2 separate regions of the Mus musculus genome follow, and region 2 is linked to region 1. Evidence: chromatin loops called from intact Hi-C (ENCODE). Cell type or tissue: left cerebral cortex. All regions are shown on one strand.

Region 1 (5,000 bases):
TCAATCCCCTAATGAATAAAGGAGCCAATCACTGGGCCAGTAGGGGGGACTTCCAGGTTAGACGGAGGAAGACAGGAAACAGGAGAGAGTTAGGTCCTTTCTGGGCAGGGATAGCGTGAGGACAAGATGTAGCTACGAGTGTCTCCCAGTTTCAATGGCGGATCTGTCAGGATTCGGCACCGGAGGATTTAGATTTAATAAGGCTTACAAGATTAGGATTTTAGTTGTTGCGCCCAGTGAGTGAGTTACTGTTGTTTGTATTTGTGTTGTGTTTTCTTTCACACAGCAGATCATCAGGGTTCCAGAGAGAAAAGTATGGCGGCAAAGCGTGGGTTTGCCTGATGTGTACCACAAAGGCCGTGGGGGATTGGAAGCATGGGGTTGGTGTGGTAAGGACCCACCAGTGGGAACCCAGCAAGCTGGGTAAAGAGATTTTGGTGCTTTGAGTCAGAGTCTCCATGAGATAAAGACCGTCCGGCTACTGCCGGCCAGGCCACCAGGGCAGAGAGTTGCCGGCACAAACACAGCAACATGACAGTTTCATTTTTTGATATTTCCCACAACAATCCTTTTTTTAAACATAAAGTTCATAAGCAAAACTAAGTGGACTGCTTTATTTTTGGGTAGTGCTAAGAATCAGACCAAGAGCCCCATACATGCTAAGCACACACTCTGCCAAGCTATCTCCTTAATTCAATTATTCTTAAATTACTTTAAAGAAGATAAGTAAAATCTCATTATCAAAAGTAAATACTGTAAAGATATTTTGCTTAAACATGTCCTTTAAAAAGTAATATTTTTGAAATGTAAATAAATAAAATAACCCATTTAAAAAAAGTGAGAAGATACTGCCATAGTCAGCCAGCATTTTACCATGTCACCGGTTACGCAATGTGCAGATGTAAACCAACTAAACACTACATACAGCTGTCTGCTGGACAATGTCAAAGGTCAAGCTGGAAAGCATCCGCCATTGGAAGCCAAAGCAGATGAGACTGAAGAAGGAGCTGGAGCTGTATACAATGATGGAAGAGTCTAGCATTTGGACTTCAAGAATGAGTACAATTCTAAGAAATAACAGTATGCAGAATTCTGTTACAATGTTTTCTATCTAAATCTGTAGGATAAATAAAACTCACTGAAGCTTTTACTAAGTGTACATGTGTCACATAATAATACAGCAATAATAACATCTTGTTAAAGATGTTCCTCATGTTCCATGGGGACATAAGATTGCATTGTCTAATAGCAACATAACTATGTCTTAGTTTGGGTAAGTGGTTTTTTTTTTATTATGTTTGCAGTGAAACTCATCTAACGACACATTTCTCAGAATGTATCCTGTTGCTAAGCAACAATGACTTTGTTTATAAAGGTCTGATCTACCCACAGGTTATGAAAAACAAACCTATATGCTGGCTGATACCAGTTAGAAGATAACTAGCTGAAGTGCTTAGCCCCTGGTATCCTAGAATAGGCAGGGTTTCCTTGACACTGTCAGTAGTAAGGAGGTAGGAATAAAGTGATTTTAATAACAATTAGAAAACAAAGTTGGGGAATGCAGTAACAGGACTCTAGGCACTGGGGGAACAGCCAGACAGAGAGGGAAACTGAGGGAAAGAAACTCAGAATGTCAGCCACGAGCCCCAACTCACTGCCTAGAGGAGGGGGTGACCAATCTGATAAAACAGCCAACCAAATAAATTAGAAAGAATGGTTTGCAAGCTATTTATTCTTGTTACCAGAAAGGGAGCCACCTTACTGAGGTCATGATGATAAAGAACGCCCAGGAGAGCGACTAGCAAGAAAAGGCACGAAAGGGATTGTTATGTTCATAGCAAAAACAAGATGAAGCCAGAAGATGCTCACAGAGCCCCTAACACACTGAGCAGAGTGTTCCCTTGCAGATAGCAGACCCTCACAGGGAGAGCAGGCCCTCACTGCAGGCCCTACATAGAGAAGACCCTCACAGGCAGCAGGCTCTCACAGGGAGAGCAGGGAGAGTGGGCCCTAACAGGGACGGGAAGTCATGTGACTATCCACAGGCTCTGCCCTCAGAAATGGTCCCTTAAAAGAATTTGTGCGGAGAATAGCGCCCTCGTGTGGAGACTGCTCTGAGGCTTTGACCGGCGTGGGGACGGTGAGAATCACTGTCTACACTGCCCTCTGATGGCTAGCCAAAATCCACTCTAGTACTAATTTGATTTTTTTAATTTAAAAAAGAGAGGTAATTTTTCCAGAAAGAGCTGTTCCCACTCAGTCCCGTGTTCTTCTTGTTGAATACAGCAATTCTGTGGCCACGCAAACTCACACTGTGGCATACTGGATAACACCACTCAAGACGGATCTCCCCACGGGAGGAAGCAGAAGAATAACTGCAAATGGAAAGGCTTACCCAAGAAGAGAAACGATTTACATGAATGAGCCTCCAGCAGAAACAGATTGGGGTCCCATGGACCCCAGAGTACTAGAAGATAAAAGAACGACCGGGAGTGGTGGCGCACGCCTTTAATCCCAGCACTTGGGAGGCAGCGGCAGACGGATTTCTGAGTTCGAAGCCAGCCAAGACTACACAGAGAAACCCTGTCTCGAAAAACCAAAAAAATTTAAAAAAATAAAATAAAAATAAAAGAAGACATCACTCTCATCCCTCCACAAAAAAAAAAGAAACCAAACAAAAAAAAAACAAAAACAAACACAAAGTCGGCACATGTTTCTGAAGAAAAAAAAGCAAGATTCAAACTAAAAACCAAGACTAAGATGACATACCTTGTCTTGCCAGTTATTGTTGTCATTTACGGGGTTCACAGCTGGTTAGACAATGGTGACCCCCACCCCACCACACCTCTAGTAGCCTACACAGTACTTTCTACTGCTATGAAAGCCAGCCAGCAGGGGAGAGCTTACTGCTCAGAACCAACTTGACTTTTTCTATGTTCTGTGACCAATGTGTGTGCTGTCTTCCCTCAGCGACAGGGTCTAACCAACAAGTTCTGCTGAACAGAAGGAAAAATCCTGCACTGAGGGGTCTGCAGCCAGCTCTGACCAACAGCTCTGGGGACCCAATACCTGCCGCTCTGCTTAGTTGGCAACTTAGGGATTCTGAGAGGAACAGATAACTGTATAAGATAACTCCAATTAAATGCATATATATTTATATTCTTGATTCGTATATAACTATATAACTATATATATTTCATATACATATCTTATAAAATAGATTTTATACAGCTTTTTCAAACATCCTTAGAGTTATTGATCCCTCTCCTCACTTCCTGCTCACCCCTACCCTCCCACCCCTCTCCATATGCCATGGCTGCAATAGTGGCAAGAATGGGGTAACCCACTGCTGTCTGGCTCGATTGCTGTAGATCTGGCCCAGAACCCACGGTTGAAGAGCTCACACTCACCAGCGGTAGACCTACGACTATTTTTCTGGAGAATAATTAATAAATAATTAATAATAAACGGACACAGTATCAAACCGTCCTTTAGTCTTAGCTCTGTTCACACAGATGAGGCTAGCTCTCAATCACACCAGAGAAGTTTCACTTTGCAGTAGACATTAGCTAATGAAGAAACTTACAACTGGGACACCTGTAGCAACAGGTACACACAGTTCAAGGACCATGATGGAAGAAGGGGCAGAAAGATTCTAGAAAGAGTTAGAAGGCAGGGAGCATCAGAGCAATAATGTCTTCAGGACATGATAGGACTCCTGTTCTCAAGACCTAGCAGCTATGGCTGCCTATACAAAACAAGATCAAGCCAGTCAGCACCGGAGTATGGCCGGGAGGGGGACCATGAGCCCTCACCCCTAACTGAGAAGCTATGGACAATCAATGGCTTCTGGGGAAAGAAGAGTCCGGTTTTTTAAGGGCATGAGCTCTGGCAAACCAACCACACTTCAGTAGATGTCTCCACACCCAAGGAGGATACAGACAGCACAAACTGGACTCACTAGGTTATTATCTAAAAGAGGAGGAACAAAGTTGGAGGGAGATGGAAGTAGGGGTGGATCTGGGGAGAGCTGGGGGAGGAAGGGTGTGGATACAATCAAACACAACTTATGAAATTCTTAGAGATGATAGAAATATAGAAACAAAGTAACATTAGAAATTCTCAGGTGCAGCACAGAGTTATGACAGACAGGTAGGTAACACCATCCAATTAAAGGACAGCATCCATTTCAGTATATAAGTCAGGACTAAATTGTCAGTTGCACTGGAGAGTGGCAGCAGGGTGCACTGTTTTGTAATTCAGACTCCATTGCTTATTGCTACATCGTTGCAATCAATTCTAAGTAAACTGACTGTGAACCTGTACTGGGCCAATTCCCTGAGGACATTCAGATATACAGATAAAGCAGCAAGAGGTGCCACTGCCACCAGGAGCCTGGACCTCTGCACACCTCATGTATAAAGACAGTAGTGCAGATGGCTCACTGACACCTATGGAGAATTATTCTTGGGAAGCAAAACCACGCCCACCTGACCAGTTTCAGAACTTCTGGGCAAAATATATTTTCAGTTACGAGATGTTTCTAAAATTCAAGCAATTCAACATGACAATAAAAGCTATACATACAGTCTTAAAAATAAAAAAGATCATAGTCTGGTGGTCCTCCATTTCACTATTAATCAAAGAAAGAACCTAGACATTTTTAGACCATGTATAGGCCAAAAACAAGAAACAAACAAAAAACAAACAAGCAAGCAAAAAAACACAAAAGCTTTCTAATTTTTAGAAATTTTCCACCAAACTAAAGATATAAATTAAGGGGCTGGTGAGATGGCTCAGTGGGTAAGAGCACCGGACTGCTCTTCAGAAGGTCCAGAGTTCAAATCCCAGCAACCACATGGTGGCTCACAACCATCCGTAACAAGATCTGACTCCCTCTTCTGGTGTGTCTGAAGACAGCTACAGTGTACTTACATATAATAATAAAATAAATCTTTTTTAAAAAAAGATATAAATTTAAAAAAAAATAGGAAATTGTG
Region 2 (5,000 bases), 220 kb before region 1:
CATTTTATTAGGCACTATACCTGGCTACCAGACCTGGCTAGCAACAGTCTGAACAAGCCATGTTGATAACCTTGCCATATTTGTAAAGCTTCACTGGGAAGTTGTGGCTTCAGAGTTTACAGCTGTACCTATGTGACTTGAATTGTTTTGACCTCTGAAACATGTTCTCCCAACCTGGTCTCCAAGGGAGCACATTAGCTTGCACAGTAACAACCAGGCCTTTTCATGTTCTGGGAATGCCATATGTGAATGCTACTCCCTCCATGACTCTACCCTACCCCATGATCCGGATCTGGTATTTCATGTGGCTATCCCTGGAAGGAGATGATAGATATGTAATAGACTTTTTACAAACACACTCACAATTCAGCTTCCAATTAATTCCAAAATCCACCACATAGCCAAGATTATATTTTTATAATGTGTTTATTTGTGTACAAAATATGTTGTAGTTTACGATGCATGTGCAGCAAAATACTCTATCACATACAACAAAAATACATCTTAGACTCCCTTTCTCCTGCTCTTGGGGATGGCAACACTGTCTTGGCATTTCAGCAGCTAAAAATAAAGTGCTATTATTAAGCAGTATTGGAATGTCTTCACTTGACAAATGTGATGTACGATTGAGTATACAACCACATTTTGTTTGGTTTTCACAGAACAGGAAGCTCCAGGTCCTGAACACCTCAGAAGATACAAAGATTTGTATATATATGTACACATGTATACACTGTATATGTAAAATGCCAACAAGCCTCTTTGTCTGAGTCAGTTCGTTGCGTTCACGTTCAGTCCCTTTGCTCCAGCAGAGTCAGATTTGCACCACTGACACCTCAAGAGTTCATCAGCAGGCACCTTGACGCTCACCAAAGGCTGGCATGTTGGGTTTGTGGTGTTTGTGAGGGAACACGAGGAGCCCTTCAGACCTCACTGGGGGACCTGGAGCGGAAGGGCACTTTGGATTGGAAACAGCCACAGAACAGGAGCCACAAGGCACGCTGGATCTCCTGGTTGCGGAAGGCATAGATGATGGGATTGATCATGGAGTTATAGGTGGCAGGCAACAGGGTGGCATAAGTGTAGATGGCCGGGTCCTCTTGGCTACCCACCACACAATAGATGGCGAAGGGCAGCCAGCTGGCCCCAAAAGTGCCTAGCACCACGGCCAAAGTTCCCACTCCCTTTCTGGTGGCTGCTAAGTGGGGCGGTGCTAGGCAATGCTGTTGCAAAGCGATCTGGTGGGCGTGGCGCCAGACCACCTGGCAGATGCGCACGTACAAGTGCAGCATGATGCCAAAGACCACGAAGAAGGAAGTAGAGAGCAACGCCACATGGCTGCGTGTCAGGGGGCGCACCACGCTGCAGGACGTGCGGTCGGCCAAGCAGTTCCAGCCTAGAACAGGCAGCAACCCCAACCCGAGGGACACTGTCCAGGTGGCTGCTAGCAAGAGGTGCACGCCCAACAGGGTCCGGCGCGAGTAGTAGGTGAGCGCGTTGTACAAAGACAGGTAACGGTCAACTGTGATAGCAAGCAGGCTGCTGACTGAGGCGGCAAAGGACGCCACCAGGAAGCCCACCATGAGCAGGCTCACAGTCTCCGAGGGCACCACGTACTGGAACACGAAGTGTAAGATGAGGCCACAGCCCGCCAACAGGTCAGCAGTGGCCAGACTACCCACGAGCACAAACATGGGCGTGCGCAGCGCGGGAGTGGACGCGATGAGCGCCACCACCAGCGCATTTTCGCCTGCGATCACAGTTCCCGACACGCACAGCAGCACATCCCAGGGATTCACTGCCGAAAGCAGTAGTCCCGAGGGCCCTGCTGGCAGCTGAGAAGACAGCTCCAGTGACCCGTTAGGTCCGCCGCCGCCTCCCAGCGCTGCGGATGCTGCTGGGGGTCCCCATTCGCCGGTGTCCGGTGCCCCTGCTGCTGTAGCCGCAGCTGCCGCTCCCTCGGCCGCTACTGCCACCACTTGGGACTCGTTGAGCGCGGCGGCGCTAGCGTTCATCGCCGCTAGATGTTGCTCCCTGCACAAAAGGGACCGCAGATTGTCAGGTGCACTGCCCAAGCTACCGATGAACTTTCCCCGCTCTAACTGCTTCACTTAAATTGCTTATCTCACCTCAGGAACACGCACGGAGCGCAGTGGGGGAAGTGGGGGAAAAGTGAGAACCCCAATAAATAAGCACCTGTTGAGTGAATGAATGAACGGAATATACGGGGTTTCTGAGCTTTGGCAGAGGTGCATAGATAGATTCCACTACGCACTAGCATGCATGAACACCCTAAAACAAATCAACCTAGAGAGTCATCTCTTTGCAAGCCTGAGCTGGGCAAAGCCGCTGTCCGCGGTCCTGAAAGAGAAGTTTGAGAGCCAGAGACCCCAGGTCTGGAACTGGGGATTGAAAGGCTAAGGGGGGAATCTGCTAAGGTGCAGTGGTCAAGCCTTGCTCCAATTCTTTGACTCCTGGACGGACTCACTCCAGGACTGCCTTTTACCCCCTCGCCTTCCCCAGAAGCTCAAAGTACCCTTAGGAGCCCGCTGCTCACCTGGGGAGTCAGGGATCCCGGGAGTCTCTGGTCATGCGCTCCGCGGCTGTGTGCCTGGCTATCCTCCCTGCGCGGTCCGAGCAGCTGCCTGCAGAAGGCTGCCCCGCGTCAAAGAGGAAAGTACTGGTCGCCTGTCGCTGAGCCACCTTCGCTGCGAGTGAGAGGCAGTGGCAGAGATGGCAGGCTGCGAGCTGCGAGCTGCGCGCCTGCCCGAGATTGACAGGCGGGGTCCGGTGACGTCAGGCTCTGGGTTCTGGTTTCAGTGCATTACTAGCCACACCCGCCAGGCCAATCCTTCTTGACATTTCCCCACCCCTCACAGAAACATTTCAGAGAGATCCAGAAGGAAGGAGAAGCCAGAGTCTCTACCAGTCCAGATACCTCCAGGAATGGGATGGGGCTGAGAGGAGAGAGAGAGAAAGGATTGAAGAGAGCCTGAGGCCAGGCGAAAGAGGGTGAGCTGGAAAAGGAAGGCGAGGGGTGAGTGACAATAAGCCACATAGCAAAGGCCAGAGCCAAGGACCACTGAAACGAAGAAGCCACGGAGAAGGGGCGGTTGGGGCATCTGTAAAGGAGAGAGAGAGAGAGAAGTTCTCTTTGTAAGAGTGTTTATAGCGTTTGTGCCACTTGGCTATAGCCAGGGAAGAAACACAGAGCCGAGAAAAAAGACAAGATAAAAGGACAAGACTGGAAACCGTTTCTTTTTCCAGAGATTTACCCGAGGAATCCTCCCCCCCCCCCACCGTCCCCGTCCCCGTCATCTTTCTGAGCCCTCCCCTGCAGGTTCCACCACTATCTGATCTCTGCCCTTCTTGCTGGTGCCCTTGCAACTGCTCTTTAACTGAAGACAAGGTCTGTGTCTTGTTAGAAAAGAAGAAAACAGCAAAATGTGATTTACTTTCCTGGCAACAGACTTTGCCCTGCTAATTACTACCTTATAAAACAAATTATAGGACCAAAATAGTGATAAGTCAGCTGCACAAGACTTCAGTAGGCACGGGTTTTATTTTCAGCCCAGATAAATCACCCTTTTGGTTCAAAGGTGTTTTGGTTTGTCAGTAAAAATGCAAGTATTTGTCTCTTTCCTTTGTAACGAGACAGAATCTCCAATAGCTGTACTTGGGCCAAAAGCTAACGCAGCTGACTCTGTAAGAGGCTCTAAAAGAAATGAATACACACTGCTATTACAAGGCTGGACTGGGGCCACTGCTGTGGCCTTCACACATTACATGAAAAAAAAGCAACATACATTGTAGGTGCTTCTTGCCTCCTCCCAGCCAGTGCATATAAAGGAGGGGGGAAAGGAAAGGAGGGAGAGAGAGAGAGAGAGAGAGAGAGAGAGAGAGAGAGAGAGAGAGAGAGACTGAGACTCAGCAGGCCCATAGTCTGGGGGAGCATAGGGATGCTTGTGTTGGCTACTTTATAGACAGGACCTCCCAAACCACCCCTGCTCCTGCCTCAGTGCACCTGAACTTACCTGGGAGATGGCTCATGCCTAAGAATGCCCAGTTCTTCATGGCAACAGCCAATGCTGGGCTATGCATGAATTTACCCACCATTTGGGGGGTTTTGAGACTTAACACATTCCACCATTGTCATGAACATAAAACTCAGTGAAGCTTCACATTTCTGAGTTTCAGTGGAAGACTGTCATGTCAGTGCCAAGAACTTTGCTTCAGAGCTGTCGACTGAACTGTCAAACCGCTGCCGTAGCACGATGACTGCAAAGTTTGCAAATGATTCTGTCTGGTACAGGCTCAAATCCTCACTCGTGGCCAGGCCAACACAAAATCTTATTATGAGTGTGTGTGTGTGTGTGTGAGATTTTTTTCCCCTTGGAGCTTGATCACGTGGTTCTTAAGCATGAACATCATAAATGATAACACTGTTGCAATGCCAAAAGATGCACATGCCTGGCAGGAGAGGTTCAAGTCTGTTACAGTTTCACAGCCAGCCTACAGAGAATGGATCTGAGCTAACCTTACCCCTCTGTCCCTCACCTCCTCCTTCTCCCTTCCACCTCCTCCCTCCCCATCCACTCCCCTGTTTCTCTTCAGAAAAGGGCAGACCTCCCAGGGATATCAACCAAACGTGGCACATCAAGTTTCACTAAGATTAGGCACCTCCTCTCATATTAAGGCTGGGCGAGGCAACCAAGCACGAGGACAAGGGACCCAAAAGCAGGCAAAAGCATCAGAAATAGTCCCTGCTCCTTCTGTTAGGAGTCCCACAAAAACACCACACCACACAACTATAACAGATATCCTGAGGGCCTAGGTTAGACCCATGCAGGCTCCCTGATTATTAATTAAATCTCAGTGAGCCCCTATGAGTCCAGGTTTGTTGATTTTGTGGGTTTTCTTGTGGAATTCCTTGACCCTCTGGCTCCTCTGATCCTCACAGCCCCCTCTTCAGCACGAATTTTTGAACTCCACCTAATGTT

The links. Hi-C counts contacts between places; a loop is a spot of excess contacts. Peaks named below come from ENCODE experiments on the same cell type or tissue, not always from the same donor. Only the 100,000 strongest peaks of a DNase experiment are listed, where the experiment ranks them.
Region 2: it touches region 1 in a loop (2.0-fold over the local background); 2 of 42 quality-filtered maps call a loop at or near these places.

The regions. Positions count from the first base shown.
Region 1 is chr10:41,286,904-41,291,903 of GRCm38, forward strand. The region is part of intron 1 of Fig4 (FIG4 phosphoinositide 5-phosphatase); the gene reads right to left. Among named protein-coding and RNA genes, the nearest start is that of Fig4, 14 kb to the right of the region's middle. In left cerebral cortex, a CTCF peak has its summit at 2,129 (motif pointing left); DNase peaks (open chromatin) are centred at 958 and 2,105; H3K4me3 peaks cover 217 bases; H3K27ac peaks cover 237 bases.
Region 2 is chr10:41,069,570-41,074,569 of GRCm38, forward strand. It overlaps Gpr6 (G protein-coupled receptor 6), which reads right to left and starts at 2,721. Exons shown (of 2, transcript NM_199058.2): 1 at 2,558-2,721; 2 at 408-2,034. The coding sequence starts at 2,015. The coding sequence ends at 924. In left cerebral cortex, CTCF peaks have their summits at 2,010 and 2,873; DNase peaks (open chromatin) are centred at 1,314, 1,916 and 2,784; H3K4me3 peaks cover 1,859 bases; H3K27ac peaks cover 233 bases.